Regions from separate parts of the Homo sapiens genome. Here region 2 is linked to region 1. A link is an interaction called in ENCODE POLR2A ChIA-PET data of the cell type or tissue named here. Cell type or tissue: PC-9. All regions are shown on one strand. Each heading gives the region's core, and the rest is flanking DNA. Links, peaks and the distances in the headings are about the cores only.

Region 1 (2,925 bases), core at 268-2,767:
ATCATCACTTTTGGCAAATGGCCTTCATCATTTATCTAACGTACAATAGAACATTTATTTAGAGTTCTAAACACTGGAAGCGTCTAAATACTGAAATGATAGAACTGTTATAAAAGAAGTTCGTTATTGTTGTCGTTGCTTTTGTTTTTGCTTTTATGTAATAATTAATCAATTATCAAACCACAGTAGTAACTGAAGGTAAATTCATGCAAGTTCAAAGTGCATGTCAATATGATGATCTTCAAGACTGAATGACAAGTAGGTGTTTTAACAGAGTCCCAGTCCATATGTATTATCATAAATCAAATTAAGGTAATCTAGTTAGTTGCATTGTGATGGTTCTTGCTCCCTTAAATGTTTCACTGCGTAATGTATATTTTAAAGATCTAACAGGTTTGCAGGTATGCAATTTATATTACATGCTTAAATTTCTTTCATCAAATCATTGTCCTCTTGGGAGTTAACAGATCTCAATTTTTTAAAAAAATTATAATTCTGCCGGGCGTGGTGGCTCACGCCTGTAATCCCAGCACTTTGGGAGGCCAAGGCAGGTGGATCACGACGTCAGGAGATCAAGACCACCCTGGCTAACACGGTGAAACCCCATCTCTACTAAAAATACAAAAAATTAGCCAGGCGTGGTGGCAGGCGCCTGTAGTCCCAGCTACTCCGGAGGCTGAGGCAGGAGAATGGCATGAATCCGGGAGGCGGAGCTTGCAGTGAACCGAGATCGTGCCACTGCACTCCAGCCTGGGCGACAGAGCGAGACTCCGTCTCAAAAAAATAAAATAAAATAAAATGGCTTTGTTTACTGATACCTCTTTATGACTAAAATAATAAAGAGGCAGGTTTGAAACTTTCGTTTCTTAAAAACAATGGTTTATTTACCAATCACAACTAATTCCACTGTACATACTCGTCATGCATTTAAGCAACATATAACCATCAAAGGTTTTTTACCCTGGGCGCCCAAATATCAAAAAGAAAAAAATCCGGGCCGGGTGCGGTGGCTCCCGCCTGTAATCCTAGCACTTTGGGTGGCGAGGCAAGCGGATGGCTTGAGCCCAGGAGTTCGACAGCAGCCTGGACAACAGGGCGAAACCCCGTCTCAAACAAAAATACAAAAAATTAGCTGGACGTGGTGTCGCGCACCTGTAGTCCCAGCTACTCAGGAGGCTAAGGTGAGAGGATCGCTTCAGCCCAGGAGACGGAGGTTGCAGTGAGCCAAGATTGCCCACTGCACTCTAGCCAGGACAAGAGAGGGAGAGACCCTGTTTCAAAAAAAAAAAAAAGAAAAAAGAAAATATCCCCCTTATAGAAAAATAAGCAAAAGACATACACAAAAGCCCTTAAACATATTATTGTGAGATTTTCAGCCTCACTCACAATAAGAAAAATAAAAATAAAAACTACACTGAAACACTACTTATCACATCATATTGACAAAAGCCCAAAAGTCTTTGGGTTGTTGAAAAAGCTACGGAGAACTTTATTGAAAGAGCTACAAAGAAATGAGCAATCTCATAGACTGCTAGAGGGAGAACAAAATGGTACAACCTCTAAAGTGGGTAATACCTACCAAATTCCAGATATATTCATCATTTTACTTAGCAATCTTACTTGTGGGAATCTATCCTATAGATACAGTACGAAATGTACAATAGGCCTAGCGCAGTGGCTCAGGCATGTAATCCCAGTACTTTGGGAGGCCAAGGCGGTCGGATCATTTGAGGTCAGGAGCTCAAAACCAGCCTGGCCAATATGGTGAAATCCCTTCTCTACTAAAACTACAAAAATCAGCCGGGCGTGGTGATGGGCACCTGTAATCCCAGCTACTCGCCAGGGTGAGGCAGGAGAATCGCTTGAGCCCGGGAGGCGGAGGTTGCAGTAAGCAGAGATTGCGCCACTGCATTCCACTCTGGGAGACAGAGCAAGACTCCGTCTCAAAAACAAAACAAATAAAAAAAGAAATGTGCAATAAAAAATGACCAATATTCAAGGCTATCCCTTCCTGCATTATTTTTTCTGGCAAAAGGCTGGAAATAATCCAAATATCCAGAAACAGAACTAGTTTAATAAACCATGATATATTTACATAATGGAATACTATGTAGCTATTTAAAAAAAATAAGGAAAACCTCTATATACTGATATGGACAAATCTCAAAAATATATGTATAACTAAAAAACTAAGCTGCAGAAGTCTATACAATAACACTATTTATTTTGTAAAAAGGAGAAAATAAGATAATATATGCTCCTATTTGCATAAGAAAGCAATGGAAGAATAAACAACAAACGAATAAAATGGGGAAATAGAAGGAATGAGACAAAAAATGTTTGTTAGATCTATGATTCATATCCTTTTCTTTCCACTTTTTAAATAAAATATTTCAAACCCACACAAGATAATTTACCTATATCATTTTTTATTTTCAAAATTACAGTAGATAAGATTTCCAGGAGCTCAGGTTCCTCAGAATTACATATTTGATCTGATGATAACTAACAAACTCTTGAAATTTAATACAGGAATACTTAGCAAATGCTACACTCCCATTTAATTTCTCTCTATGGCTACTAATTTTTCTGTGGTGTGAATCTAATCAATCAGATAACAAATCAGCATAACCTCCACTGGAAGAGCTTCAATGAAAATTGTTGTCTATTTAACTCAAACAAAATCAAACACAGAGCCCATTGCTAGCTAACTGAACCAAATCAACATTGTCTTATTAGCCACAGATTCTTCATAATTTTTTCATTTTTCCAGTTTGCTTGATAACTCAATGAGGACATTTTTTAAAAACAAGTTTCTCTTTATCAAACCACAAAAAAATTTATTCTCCTATTCCATATTGTAATGAAACTTATTTAACATTATCCACCCCTTTTTACCCAAATGTACAATTTCAACTTTTTGCT
Region 2 (2,925 bases), core at 204-2,703, 680 kb after region 1:
AATACCTTATAAAATATTTATAAAGGGCTGGGTGCGGTGGCTCACACCTGTAATCCCAGCACTTTGGGAGGCCAAGGTGGGCGGATCACCTGAGGTTGAGAATTTGAGACCAGCATGATCAACATGGAGAAGCCCCATCTCTACTAAAAATACAAAATTAGCTGGGCATGGTGGCACATGCTTGTAATCCCAGCTACTCAGGAGGCTAAGGCAGGAGAATCGCTTGAACCTGGGAGGCGGAGGCTGCAGTGAGCCAAGATTGCACCACTGCACTCCAGCCTGGCAACAAAGCGAGACTCTGCCTCAAAAAAAAAATTTATAAAGTATGTATGTATAAAATATTTATAAAGTATATGTGTATAAAATATATTCAAACTTTTTCATTTTGAGATAATTTTAGACTTAGGAGTTGCAGAAATAGCACAGAGAGTTTCTGTATTATCTATTGCTGTGTATCATGTTACCCTGAAATATAGCAACTTAATAAACGTGAAAATTTATGTAGGTCAGAAATCTAAATGTAGCTTATTTGGGTACTTCTGGCTTAGGTTGTCTCAGAACGTTGCAAACAAGGTATTGGCTGCAAATGTGGTCTCATCACAGGGCTTGCCTGAGAGGATATGCTTCCAGCCTCACTCACATGGCCATGGCTTTGGCCAGAGACATGGGCTTTTTGATTCTATAAGGCACTCATAATATGACACCTAAGCTTCCCTTAGTGAGGCAGTGAGAGGGCAAGAGAGGGTGCCCAAAACAAAAGCCACAGTCTTTTTGTAACCTACCCTTGGATGTGTCATCTCGTCACCTCTGCCACATTCTCTTCAGTAGAAATGAGTCACTGTCTAAAGCTCTCACCCAAGGGTTGGGAATTCCACAAGGTCCTGAATACCAGGAGGTAGATGTCATTGGGGGATATGTTAGAGGTTGTCCATGTAACCTTTACTGAAGCTTCCATTTATGTTAACATCTTACCGTAACATCATAACCATAAAATATTTATCAAAATAAGAAATTATTATTGGTGTAAAACTATATAGTCTAACATTGATTTCACCAGGTTTTTCCACAAATGAACCTTTTTTGTTTCAGATCCAACCCAGGATTCCGTCTTGCATTTTAGTTGTCATGTCTTAGACTCCTCCAATCTATGACAGTTTCCCAGTCTTTTTTTGTCTTTCATGACCTTGACGCTTTGAAGAGTGCTAATCAGTTATTTTGAAGAAGCTTCTTCAATTTAGCATTGTTTGATGGTTCAAGGTTAGATTAGGGTTATGCATTCTCAACACGTCACAACAGAGAGCACATTATGTTGATATACATTACTGGTGATGTTAACCTTGATCACTTGGCTAAAGTGGTATCTGCTAGGATTCTCCACTGTAAGGTTATTGTTTTTCCTTTGGAGATACTAAACATTTGAGGGAGATTTTGTTAGACTATACAAATAACCTGTTTCTGCTTAAACTTTGACTACTAATTTTAGCATTCATGAGTGGATCTTGGCTGTAGCAGTTATTACTCTGGTGTTTTAATTTTTTTATGTCTGTCATCTCTTTTACATTTGTTAATTGGAATTCTTCTGTAAGGAGAATTGTTCTTCCCTCATTTATTCCGCCCTAGGTTATTTATTTACATTACTGTAGACTCATTAGTGTTTATTTCATTATTTGGATTATAATCCAATGCTACCATTACTGTTTTGTTGCTCAAGTTCTCTTTTTAGCTCTTTAGAGCACTTTTAGGTTGGCTCCTGTACCCTGCCCCAGAGCTGGAATCAACTGTTTCATTAAAAATCCCTCTTTTTATTGTTGTTGTTGTTGTTGTTTTCTTTCTTTTTGAGCCGGAGTCTTGCTCTGTCACCCAGGCTGGAGTGCAGTGGCGTGATCTTGGCTCACTGCAACCTCCACCTCCCGGGTTCAAGCAATTCACCTGCCTCAGCCTCCAGAGTAGCTGGGATTACAGGTCTGCACCACCAAACCCAGCTAATTTTCTGTATTTTTAGTAGAGACAGGGTTTCACCATGTTGGCCAGGCTGGTCTTGAACTCCTGACCTCAGGTGATCTGCCCACCTCGGCCTCCCAAAATGCTGTGATTACAGACGTGAGCCACCATGCCCAGCCAAAAAACCCTCTTATTTTTGAAGGGAGGAAGGAGTACAGTATTTAGAAAGCAAGATGTAAGGACCTGGCATGCTCATTGCTGGTGGGATGTTGCTGTGTCTAGCCTTTCTCAGTGAATAAAGCTAAGAAATATAGGTAGATTTGTAAATTTATGTGTATACTCATATCTGTATCTTTTAACGTGTGTGTGTGTTTTAAATCATGTGTCCATATTGATACCTCTGACTCTAGTACAGATCCACAAGGTTGATTCTAGCCTTTCCCCTTTCTTTATTTGTAACTTCTGTCTCTAATAGCGATAAAACTGGCTCTCATTATCTGTAATATATTTACCCTAATATATAAATAGTTTCAGAATTCATAGCCCCTACCCACATGAAAAACAAATTCTGCATCTAGAGTACAGTGTTTATCTGCAGTTTCGAAGTTATCATTAAAATATCTAGACAAAAATGCTGTTTGCTAAAGTTTCTTAAGTCAGCATCTCCCTTCCCCATATTCTTCAGTATGAGTACGTGATTCATTTATAATATAGATTCATTAGTCACATTCTGCATTCCATCTTTGCCTCATATCCTGGTTCACCTTTGAAAATTTCCGTACTTATAAATTTCACTTTCTGTGCTTTACAATTCTATCCATTGCTACAGTTTCATATGAGCAGTTCCATCAATCCCCAAATTCCCCTATGCCGTTCCTTTGGAGACAGTCTTTCCTCTGATCCCTCACCCCTGGCAGTCCCTGGTCTGTATTCTTCCTTAGAGTTTTGCCTTTCTAGAGTGTCACACAAATGGAATCATAAAAT

Evidence for each region. Peaks named below come from ENCODE experiments on the same cell type or tissue, not always from the same donor. Only the 100,000 strongest peaks of a DNase experiment are listed, where the experiment ranks them.
Region 2: POLR2A ChIA-PET joins it to region 1 with 5 read pairs; 2 of 35 experiments call an interaction of 5 or more read pairs at or near these places.

Annotation. Positions count from the first base shown.
Region 1 is chr2:72,814,214-72,817,138 of GRCh38, forward strand. All of the region lies in intron 1 of EXOC6B (exocyst complex component 6B), which reads right to left. Among named protein-coding and RNA genes, the nearest start is that of EXOC6B, 10 kb to the right of the region's middle. In PC-9, for the core only: no CTCF peak of the experiment used is centred there; a DNase peak (open chromatin) is centred at 1,831.
Region 2 is chr2:73,493,416-73,496,340 of GRCh38, forward strand. All of the region lies in intron 10 of ALMS1 (ALMS1 centrosome and basal body associated protein), which reads left to right. Among named protein-coding and RNA genes, the nearest start is that of ALMS1-IT1, 38 kb to the left of the region's middle. In PC-9, for the core only: no CTCF peak of the experiment used is centred there; no DNase peak of the experiment used is centred there.